2 separate regions of the Mus musculus genome follow, and region 2 is linked to region 1. The links are chromatin loops, found by intact Hi-C in ENCODE. Cell type or tissue: left cerebral cortex. All regions are shown on one strand.

The links. Peaks named below come from ENCODE experiments on the same cell type or tissue, not always from the same donor. Only the 100,000 strongest peaks of a DNase experiment are listed, where the experiment ranks them.
Region 2: it touches region 1 in a loop (3.0-fold over the local background); 2 of 42 quality-filtered maps call a loop at or near these places.

What each region holds. Positions count from the first base shown.
Region 1 is chr6:12,032,039-12,037,038 of GRCm38, forward strand. All of the region lies in intron 16 of Phf14 (PHD finger protein 14), which reads left to right. Among named protein-coding and RNA genes, the nearest start is that of Phf14, 110 kb to the left of the region's middle. In left cerebral cortex, no CTCF peak of the experiment used is centred here; a DNase peak (open chromatin) is centred at 2,704.
Region 2 is chr6:12,123,118-12,128,117 of GRCm38, forward strand. No RefSeq gene overlaps it. Among named protein-coding and RNA genes, the nearest start is that of Gm35961, 42 kb to the right of the region's middle. In left cerebral cortex, a CTCF peak has its summit at 2,445 (motif pointing left); DNase peaks (open chromatin) are centred at 122 and 2,460.

The DNA of each region.
Region 1 (5,000 bases):
GTATCCATTCTGTTAGTCAGCGTCTTTTGGGAGCATGGGACCACTGATGTTGAGAGGCATCATTGAATAGTTTTGTTGAGTTCTGTTCATTTTCTTGTTTGGCATGTGATTACTGTCATTTTGTTGTTGCTGTTGTTATTTTTGTGGTAGTGATGGTGGTGGTGGTGGTAGTGTGTGTGTCTGTGTGTGTGTGTCTGTGTGTCTGTGTGTGTCTGTGTGTGTGTGTCTGTGTGTGTGTGTGTGTGTGTGTGTGTGTGTGTCTGTGTGTGTCTGTGTGTGTATGTGTGTGAAGAAGTAGTTGTGAGTCATGATTTTTACTTATTCATATTTTGTATATGAATCTAAAATTATCCTAAATGTGCTTTATTAATTAAAAATATATAAATAGCAGTAAGTAGAAACATGTTTTAAGGTTTTTCAAACTATCTAAAATTCAATACATAGAGACATGTATATACATACACTATATATATATATATATGCATATACATATTTGTGTGTGAGTGTGTAGTTGTATTACTAGAATTTAGAGACACTTTTTTTAAAATTTATTAGATATTTTCTTTATTTACATTTCAAATGTTATCCCCTTTCCTGGTTTCCCCTCCAAAAAACCCCTATTCCATCCACCCTCCCCCTCCTTCTAAGACTGTGTTCCTTCCACCCACCCACCCATTCCCACTTCCCTGTCCTGGCATTCCTCTACACTGGGGAATAGAACCTGTATAAGACCAAGAGCCTCTTCTCCCATTGATGTCCCACAAGGCATTCCTCTGCTACATATGCGGCTGGAGCCATGAGTCCCTCCATGTGTACTCTTTGGTTGGTGAGTTAGCCCCTGTGAGCTCTGGGTAGTCTTGGTCGATATTGTTGTTCTTCCTATGGGGTTGCAAACCCCTTCAGCTCCTTCAGTCCTTTCTCTAACTCCTTCATTGGGGACCCCATTGGGGACCCTGTGCTCAGTCCAATGGTTGGCTGTGATCATCTGTCTCTGTATTTGTCAGGTTCTGTCAGAGTCTCTCAGGAGACAGCTATGTCAGGCTCCTGTCAGCAAGCACTTCTTGGCATCCATAATAGTGTGTGGGTTTGGTAACTGTATATGGGATGGATCTCCATGTCAGGCAATCTCTGGATGGCCTTTCCTTGGGAGACACTTTTTAAATATCACTTCAAATAGCATTAATTCTTTTAACTTGTAGACATGCAAATTCTCATAAACTCATATATATTTGTTTATATTATGTATTTTAAGTAAACATAGAGTAATATATCCCTAGGGCCTTTTCAAGCATCCTTAGTATTATTTACCTCTGTTCCTTCCTTTCTCTGTGTGTTGCCTTTCTTCCCTCTCCTCGGCTAAAGTCTGCTGCTCCAGTTTTTGCCGTGTTCCCCATCACAGTCCTTGTGTCCTTCTATCTTCTAATCGAAAGTTCCACTATCCCCCCAAAAGGTCCATTAAATGTCCCTGGACTCTGAGGTGGTTCCAGGTTATATATGTTTATCTAAAGATTTGTATCCAATAAGGCAATGGCATTTGTCTTTCAGGTTCTGTATTATTTCTGCACAACTTTTTCTAGGTCCTTTTTTTATCTGCAATTTTCATAATTTCATTTTTCTGTGTAGGTAAGTGGAATTTCATTGTATGTATGTACTTCCTTTTCATTGTCCAGTCATCAATTGAAGAACATTTAGGCTTTTTCCATTTCCTAGATACTGTGAATAGAACAGGGAGCCCAGCTACAGCAGATATCTGTGAAGCAAGATAGCAAGCTCTTTTATATAGGTCAAGGAGTAGTATATGCAACTCATATGATAGATTACTTTATCTTTCTGAAAATTCTCCACACTGATTCCATTGAGGTTGCACACACAGAAAAGAACAAATGAAAAAGAAAAGAACCTGAACAAATGGTACTGGGAAAACTGGCTCTCTATGTGTAGAATGCAGTTAGACCTGTATCTGTCATCTTGTTACAAAAATAAAACAAAGCAAAACAACGGATGTAAGAACTTATGTAAAAACAAAATGCTGATATTACTAGAAGATAGCATAAGTTGTACCCTAGAAAATATAGATATGTAGGAAAATACTTTGGGAATAGAACTCCATTCACTCCGAATTAAGGCAACAACTCCCAAATGGCACCACAAAACACTGAGGAGTTTTGGTGCAACAAAAGAGACAAGTGAAGATGAAGTCCACAGAGTAGGCAAGAACTTTGCCAGCAGCACATCATATAGAGGATTAATACTCATAATATAAAAAGTAATAATAATAGTAATAAAACATATGCAAAGAATCAGATGATCAGGTAGGAAGTGGGCTCTGGATTTGAATAGACAGTTCACAGAAGAAAGAAATAAAAATGGCTACAACACATCTCAGAATATGTTGAACATCCTTAGTGATTAGGGGAAAGCAACTTAAAACTTCTTTGAGATTGCATCTTTCTTCTGTAAGAAGAGCTCTGATCAATAGAACAGCTGACAAATGCTGATGGAGATGTGAGGGGAAGGGAACTATGATTCACTGTTTGATCAGTGTTGGAAGGCAGTATACAATGCTTTCTTTCTGTTGCTAGTCTTTCCCTGAGTTTAGTAACTCTGTTAACACCACTTCCTAGAACCTCTGGTTCTGTCTTTTGCCCAAGAAAATGGCCAGAATTTGAGCTCTCTGTATTGAGATCATTGAGGAATTTCCTGCAGTGTCTTGGCTGCTATTCAGGTCGGGTGTTTTTCCTTGCCGTGCCTCATCAGACATGCAGTGCCTGAGTGCACCATCGAAATGTCTTTTTCCAAAGCAGCCTTGAATGCTTATTGAACATTTTAGGACAGACGAGAGCTTATAGCACCAAAGAATGCAAGGAGTAATATTGCCCTCTTTCCATCACTGTTCTTAAACATTTTTCAACATCCCTGCCACTCAAAATGTTTTCCTGGTGCTTTTGACCTGCCTTGCTTTATAAAAAGTAGAACTTAGTGATTTAAAGTCGTCAATGGAATTAAAGTTAGGGATTTTGTTGTTGTTGTTGTTGCATCATGAGAAGACTAGATTCTGAGAAAAGAATTAGAAAATAAACAGAATTCCTTAAAGGAATCCTTATACTTAAAGGTGGTTTTTAAAGGATATGTTCCTGTTAGGAAAGATTAGGAAAAGGATATTCAATTTTCAAAGCATTCATGTCTGTTAAAGTTTTTGAAAATTTGGGGGTTAAAAACAAAATGTTCACTTACCATGACCTTTCCCTAATTTTTATTAAAATGAACCTAATTTTTCTAATCAGGTTAATTTAAGGATATTGTTAGACATGTAGAAGAACTAAACCAGCCCACCACATTTAATATTTATGGTGTGACTTAATTTTATCATGTTCTCTTATCATTTTAATAATTACTGTATAATTTTTAGATGTCCAGGAAAGCTAAACCTTTAAGTAAATTTGTGTGACTCATATTTTATGTTATCATTAATTATAATTAATTCATTATGATTGCATAAAATGACTGCAAGAAGATTTTTAAAAATCTAGACGCTTATATATGGTTTACATATATGTAGTCAATTTCCATAGTTAATTATATAGTTTCTGGGATATTAAATTGTAAGTAGGATAAATCTTGTTGGTTTTTTTTTGGTTTTTTGTTTTTGTTTTTTTTGTTGTTGTTGTTGTTTTTGTTTTTGTTTTGAGTCAAGGTTTCTCTGTGTAGCTCTGGCTGTCCTGGAACTCACTCTGTAGACCAGGCTGGCCTCGAACTCAGAAATCCGCCTGCCTCTGCCTCCCAAGTGCTGGGATTAAAGGCATGTGCCACCACTGCCTGGCAAATCATGTTTTCAAATACATTTAACAGTGAAATGTTTGTTTTATTTATTTATCTACTTAAAAAGATTAATTTTGAATTTTTGACTTACTTTCCATTGTATATTTATATTATTAATTTACACATGATCATTTATTACATTTATCGATATTTATATTCTTCATGTAGCAAAAGTGCTTCTCCTTAGGGCTCGAGAGAGGCCTGTCTGTGAAATGCTTCTTGTGTAAGGATGAAGACTTGAGTTCCAATCCTCAGGTCCCATATATAAATTGAGTGTGGAAGGGCATGCTTGTAATCCCAGCTTGTAATCTCCTGAAGACAGAAACAGGAGAATCCAGGGGTTTACTGGCCAGCCAACTGATACCAATCAGTGAACAACAGGTTTAGTGAGGGATTTCCATCTCAAGAAAATAAATAACAATTATAATGAGTTGGAGAGTAATTGAGGAAGACACCTGATTTCAGACTGTAGCCTCCACACACATTTGCACACTCACCCATCCATATTTATGTGCACACACATATACATACATAAACACACAAACAAATATACATTCAGAGAGAGAAATATTTAAGCATGCAGGATGGAATCTCTAACCAGTTCTGTTACTGTTAAAATGGATTACCTTGAATTAAGTTGACTTGTCATTTTGTCGTCTATCATTTTTTAAATTTAGAGATTCCAAAACAAAACAATATGCAAATCAGACAATAATCTGGAAATTCATATCTGACCATTCATTTAGGACTTGCATTCTCTCCCTGCATTGACTTGAAGCAACATAGAACAAATGTGTGTTAGAGAGGGATAGTCAAGTCTCTTGTGGTATGTAAGTGCTCTAGTCAGAAATGGACAGTTTCTCTCCAAGGGCGCTATCGTGTTTTCTCTTAAAATTTTCAATTCTTAAAACCCCAAGACAAATTTAATCTAATACAGTTTAGTATTAGAACCCAAATACATAGTTTTTTTTTATTTTATTTATTTCCTGTATTCTAAATGAACATCATATTTTATCCATTATTTGTCTATCAGGAGTTTAACTTTATATTGGCTTTGTTTTTAATCCATAAAAATATATCATTTTGGCCGGGCAGTAGTGTCACAAGCCTTTAATCCCAACACATGGATGGCAGAGGCAGGGGGATTTCTGAGTTAAAGGCCAGCCTGATCTACAGAGTGA
Region 2 (5,000 bases), 91 kb after region 1:
GTGCCAAGAAATGGGGGGCAGGAAAGCTTGGGAGCTGGCTCAGTGGGTAAAGCGCCTGCAAATGTGAACAACAGAGTTCAAATCCCCAGTACTCATGTGAGCGCTCTGTGGATGGGACGGCTGCCAGCACGTGGGAAGTAGCCACAGGAATCCTGGAGTAAGTGTCAAGCTACTACAGCAGGAATGTATGAGCTTGGGTTCAGCAAGAGACTCTATCTCAACGAATGAAAGAGGAAAATGATAAGCAAAGATTCTTGATATCAACTTCAGGCCTCTACACAGATATGCGCGCACACACACAAAAACACATATGTATGTATATATACACATACATGTGCAAAAATAAAAAGGAATTGAAGTATTGAAGTAAAAAGTAAGTGGTGTGGCTATGTGGAACAGTCATAAAATACCTAGAGATGCTAGGCACAGTACTTATTGACAACCATCAACCACAGGGAACAAATCACTTAACTTCAACTGCCCTTCCTGGTTGTTTGGGCAAGAAGCTATTACAATGCTAGTGTGAGAAACTTAACTGTATTTAAGTCACTTCTATTCTTAAGAAGTAAGACTTGGGGTGCTTCTTGCTCTCCTTTGTATCTAAGACATCACTCATAGTATGAAAAACCAGGAGATCTAGAACATGTGGGAAATAGATGTTCAGTTCTTGGAAAATATGGGAGTTGAGAAGCCACCATATTCTGAGACCACGCCTCTGTTAATGAGGCCTCTACATAACTGCTATTGTGAGCTTTTGTTGATTGAAGACCACTTTATAAAATGGGTCATATTCCTGCTTCACTGGTATTTTAGGGCACGATCTTCAACTCAGGCTATGCTAGATACTGGAGATATGATGATGGAAGAATATGTTTTCATAGAGTTTGCAATCTATCCAGGAAAATAAATACATGACTAAGGAGTTATGATGGAGCTTATAATTGTAGCACAGCAAAAAGGAACAGGTTCCAGTAACCAGGAGCACACACTGACATTCTGGACTGGGAAACACTCTGATGTGTTAATGAAGCTGAAGATATCTACCATATAGACCCCATCCTCAGTGTTTACCAAGATGGTTTATACGGTGTTGTAAACTCAGAATGTAATGACACTTTGTTCTTAGAATAAAGTGAAGCCCTGAAGAATCTTGTGAATTCATTTAATAAATACCTCCCATTTTCCTTTCTGAGAGGCCTTTTGTTTCTGCATTTAACACCATCATAAACATATCTGTGCCCTCTTGAATATTTTTTTAATTAGCTAATTGAGGAAAAATGTCTTTGAATACTGAACAAGAAACAATGGATTCAGATCACCTAGAAAATGTATTAGGGAATATTGAGGCAAATATTAGCAGCTCTCAGTGAACACACAGGAGCTTTTGATGCCAGGAGAGCCCTCCTTCTCTTGCTATAGTCTATACTTCAATCCAATCTTACCTTAGCTTAAATAATTCATATGGAGAACAATAGGCCTGCCCATGTTAATGATGCATCAAAAAGAAAATGGCTTGGGGTGGAAAGATGGCTCAGTGGTTAAGAGCACTGGCTGCTCTTGCAGAAAACCCAGACTTGGTTCCCAGTACACACATAGTGACTCACAACAATCCGTGACTCTATTTCATGAGCTCCAATGTTTTCTTCTGTCCTTTGTGGGCATCAGGAGGGTATGTGGTGCATAAACATAGATAAAAGCAAAATGCTCATACACGTGAAAAATAAAAATTATGAATAAATAAACCGAGGAGGAAGAATACATAATAAAAATGCATCATGAAATTCACAAATAGTTAATAAAATATTAATTTACAAAGCAAATAGATACAGTAGGTACGCAGAACAGAATATGCACATGTGATTCTCCATTTGCTCTTCTTTGAATGTGTATCAGTTGCTTTTCTCATTGTTTAAATCAGGAACAGGACAGGAAGCATCTAAAGTGAGGATGGACTCGGTCTGACTTACAGTTTGAAGGTATGGTCCACCGTGGTGGGGAAGTATTTGAGACTGTGAGCCGCACAGGGCTGTGGCTGCGGAAACATGGTGGGGTGTTACATCTCTACAGGAAACGAAGCTGGGCAGGACAGGAAGACAGGGACCACTATAAACCTCAAGCCACTCCTCCAGCTAGCCCCACCTCTCAGAGACTCTGAAACCTCCCAGTAGAGTACCACCAGCTGGGTTTCAGTATTCAAACACATGAATTAACAAAAGCAGGCTGTCTGCTTTAATGCATCCCATTCAGGTTCTCTTTCATCGCACAGTAAGAGGCGAGCGGAGGGAAGGCAATAGGTAGTCCTAGTCCAATAAAACAAAATAAAATTATAAAATAAAGAGCACAAATGTTCTGTGTCAATTTTGTTTGATAGCCCAGTGTCTTCAGAATGAGAGCTCTGCAGTTTCCAGAGGGCTGTAGACTAGAATTAGTCTCTCGCCATCTGCTGGATTGAGACCGGCTTTGCAGTGCTTCGGTTCCGTGGTGAGGAAAGGATTATAGGACACATTTAATGTCTTTCCTGCTGCCGGCCAGAGATAGAGTACGCCCTTGTTTCTCAACTTGTAGTCGTTTCCTGTGAGTGCAGTGTCTCTTCCCCTTTGTCTTTACTGCTACAAAGTCAGACTCAAATGAAAATTCCATTTATGTTTCGAACCTGACGTGTATAAAACATGGCCTCTACAGACAAATGATATTCAGGGAGATGATGGTGCTTTGGGCTTGAGCTTCACCCTCAAGCTTGTTTAGATGACTGTGTTCAGCCAGGGGGCAAAATGTGCTCAAAAATCCAAACTACTGATCTTGTTTTGTCTTGTCTTTTTTTTTTTTAACTCCTCTTTGCTTTTTCTTTTCTTTTCTTCTCTTCTCCTCTCCTCTCCTCTCCTCTCCTCTCCTCTCCTCTCCTCTCCTCTCCTCTCCTCTCCTCTCCTCTCCTCTCCTCTCCTCTTTTCTTTTTTTCCTTGCAAACATCTTGTAGATAAAACCTTGTGTTCTCGCAAGGTTTATTCTCACAAATGCACTGTATGTGATCTGAGAAAGAAGATATCTCAGTAAAGAAGTGGACTAGCCGAACAAGGGACACTTATATTATCAGGTTTATGGGAAAATCAAATATATATATATATAACTTTTGAGAGATAATTAGGCTGTTTTTAAAATCAAATAATTGTTTGTTCACAGGGTGGGATGAAGTTGAAGACCACTTCCTCGTGGTACATAGACGGAGGTAGGGTCAGTGCTGTTTTAGGGAAGGGAATATTGAGTATGAGGAGATGGTGCTCAGGGATGAGAGACTTCATGGGCTTTAGACTTGGAGGCGCAGGCACATTTACATGACAAACAAATGTTGCCAGTAGTTTTTGTTTGTTTGTTTAATTGATTGATTGGTTTTTAAAAGATAGTGGCCTTCTACGTTTGAAGCCCAGATTCCAACCCAGCATTTATCTGCCCCAGCCTCCCAGGAAGCTGTGCTGCAGAAGCCTGGGGTAGCCTCCCTCAGCCTTGAAGCAGGCTGGTCCAGACTTTGATCTTGCTGCCACTAAGAAGGAGATTACTTAGGGTAGAGCCTTCTGACCTTGATGGCTCTATTTGCTCTTCTCCAAGACTCTGCTTCCCGCTGAAAGGTCCTTGAGATGTTCCAGAGACACACCCTGTAGATCGCCTACGGGCTGGCTCCAGGCACCAAGAATGGGCTGGCGGGGGATGGGCCTACCTTCTTTATAAGCAAGGACTCTCAGTAAACCTCAGGGTCTTTGAACAGCAAGGTTTGTCTTGGCCACGTTCTTTTCTCGCTGTCTGATCAGGGGAACCCAGTTTCATGTGGCTGCAGGCGGCTACAGCCTGGTGCCCTGCTCAGTTGGCTAGAATGATTTCTATGCTAAAGACTTGCTACCAAGGTCACTTTTCACTTTGTTTCCCCTTTCCTACCCTAGCTCTCACTAACCCAGCAGGCACTTTCTATGTAACCCAGGCTAGCCTCAAATTCATGGCAATGCTCCTATATAGTGTCCTAAGCCTGGGGGCAGGAACAACAATACCTTAGCCCTTTGTCAGTTTGTGGAAATGCCCACTGTACTTCCTACTAGACATGCAGGTTCCACAGAGACAAGTTATGAACAGACATGGATTTGAGGCAAGAATTTGTGGGGTCTTTTGGAAAACACCAAGTCAGACAGCAGGCTATCAATTCATTCTCTGATGGAGGTCAGAGGTCAGCTGGAAAGGCAGCTTGAGAGAGTGTAGGTCTAGAGTCTGGGGACCTAAGAACTGACAGCTTGCTGCAATTTTGTTATGTAAGACCAGTTATTCAAGAACAGATCAGTTAAATCTCACATTTCCTTCTTGTCTGTCACTGGGGTTAGCCACTCTCACAGATGTAGATGACAAGAGGAAGGCAGCTGTAACGGAATACAGTGTTATATCTTGGGAAAACTTCTGTTTTTGCCCATTTTCAGTTAACTTCGGTACTGGGTCACATTAGAGATGTCATCCCAACACCTCATCATGTTATATAACTTGATCGAGAAGAGAGTGAGTTGTACGAGACTTGGGATAGAAGTAGAAAATATATGTTTGAACAACTATGGGTGAAAACTCTGAAATGAGACAATTTCTAAAGGTCACTTATTATTAGAACAACCCTTAACATGTTTGGGAGAGTAATAGAAAGGGCATATGAGCAAATGAAGGGTAAGGAAGTAAATTCTATCTTTGCTAATAGCTGCCACTTGTATCATTGTATGTACATCCATGATGCCTTAGAAGGATATTCCTTTGTGCCAATAAATGGCAGGAATAGAACAGTTTCTTCTCTTAGCAGACATGATCCATTGTGCAGTCAGTGTTTGTGAATGCTACTCCTCTGTGAATGCCAATGAACTAAAGAAATCCCATCTAAATCACCAGCCCCTGTGACATGCACATTATAACATTGGTGCACATCATCTCCAAAAGCAGAAGAGAATATGTTGACAAGCTATGCTCAGATGAGAATCTATTCATGG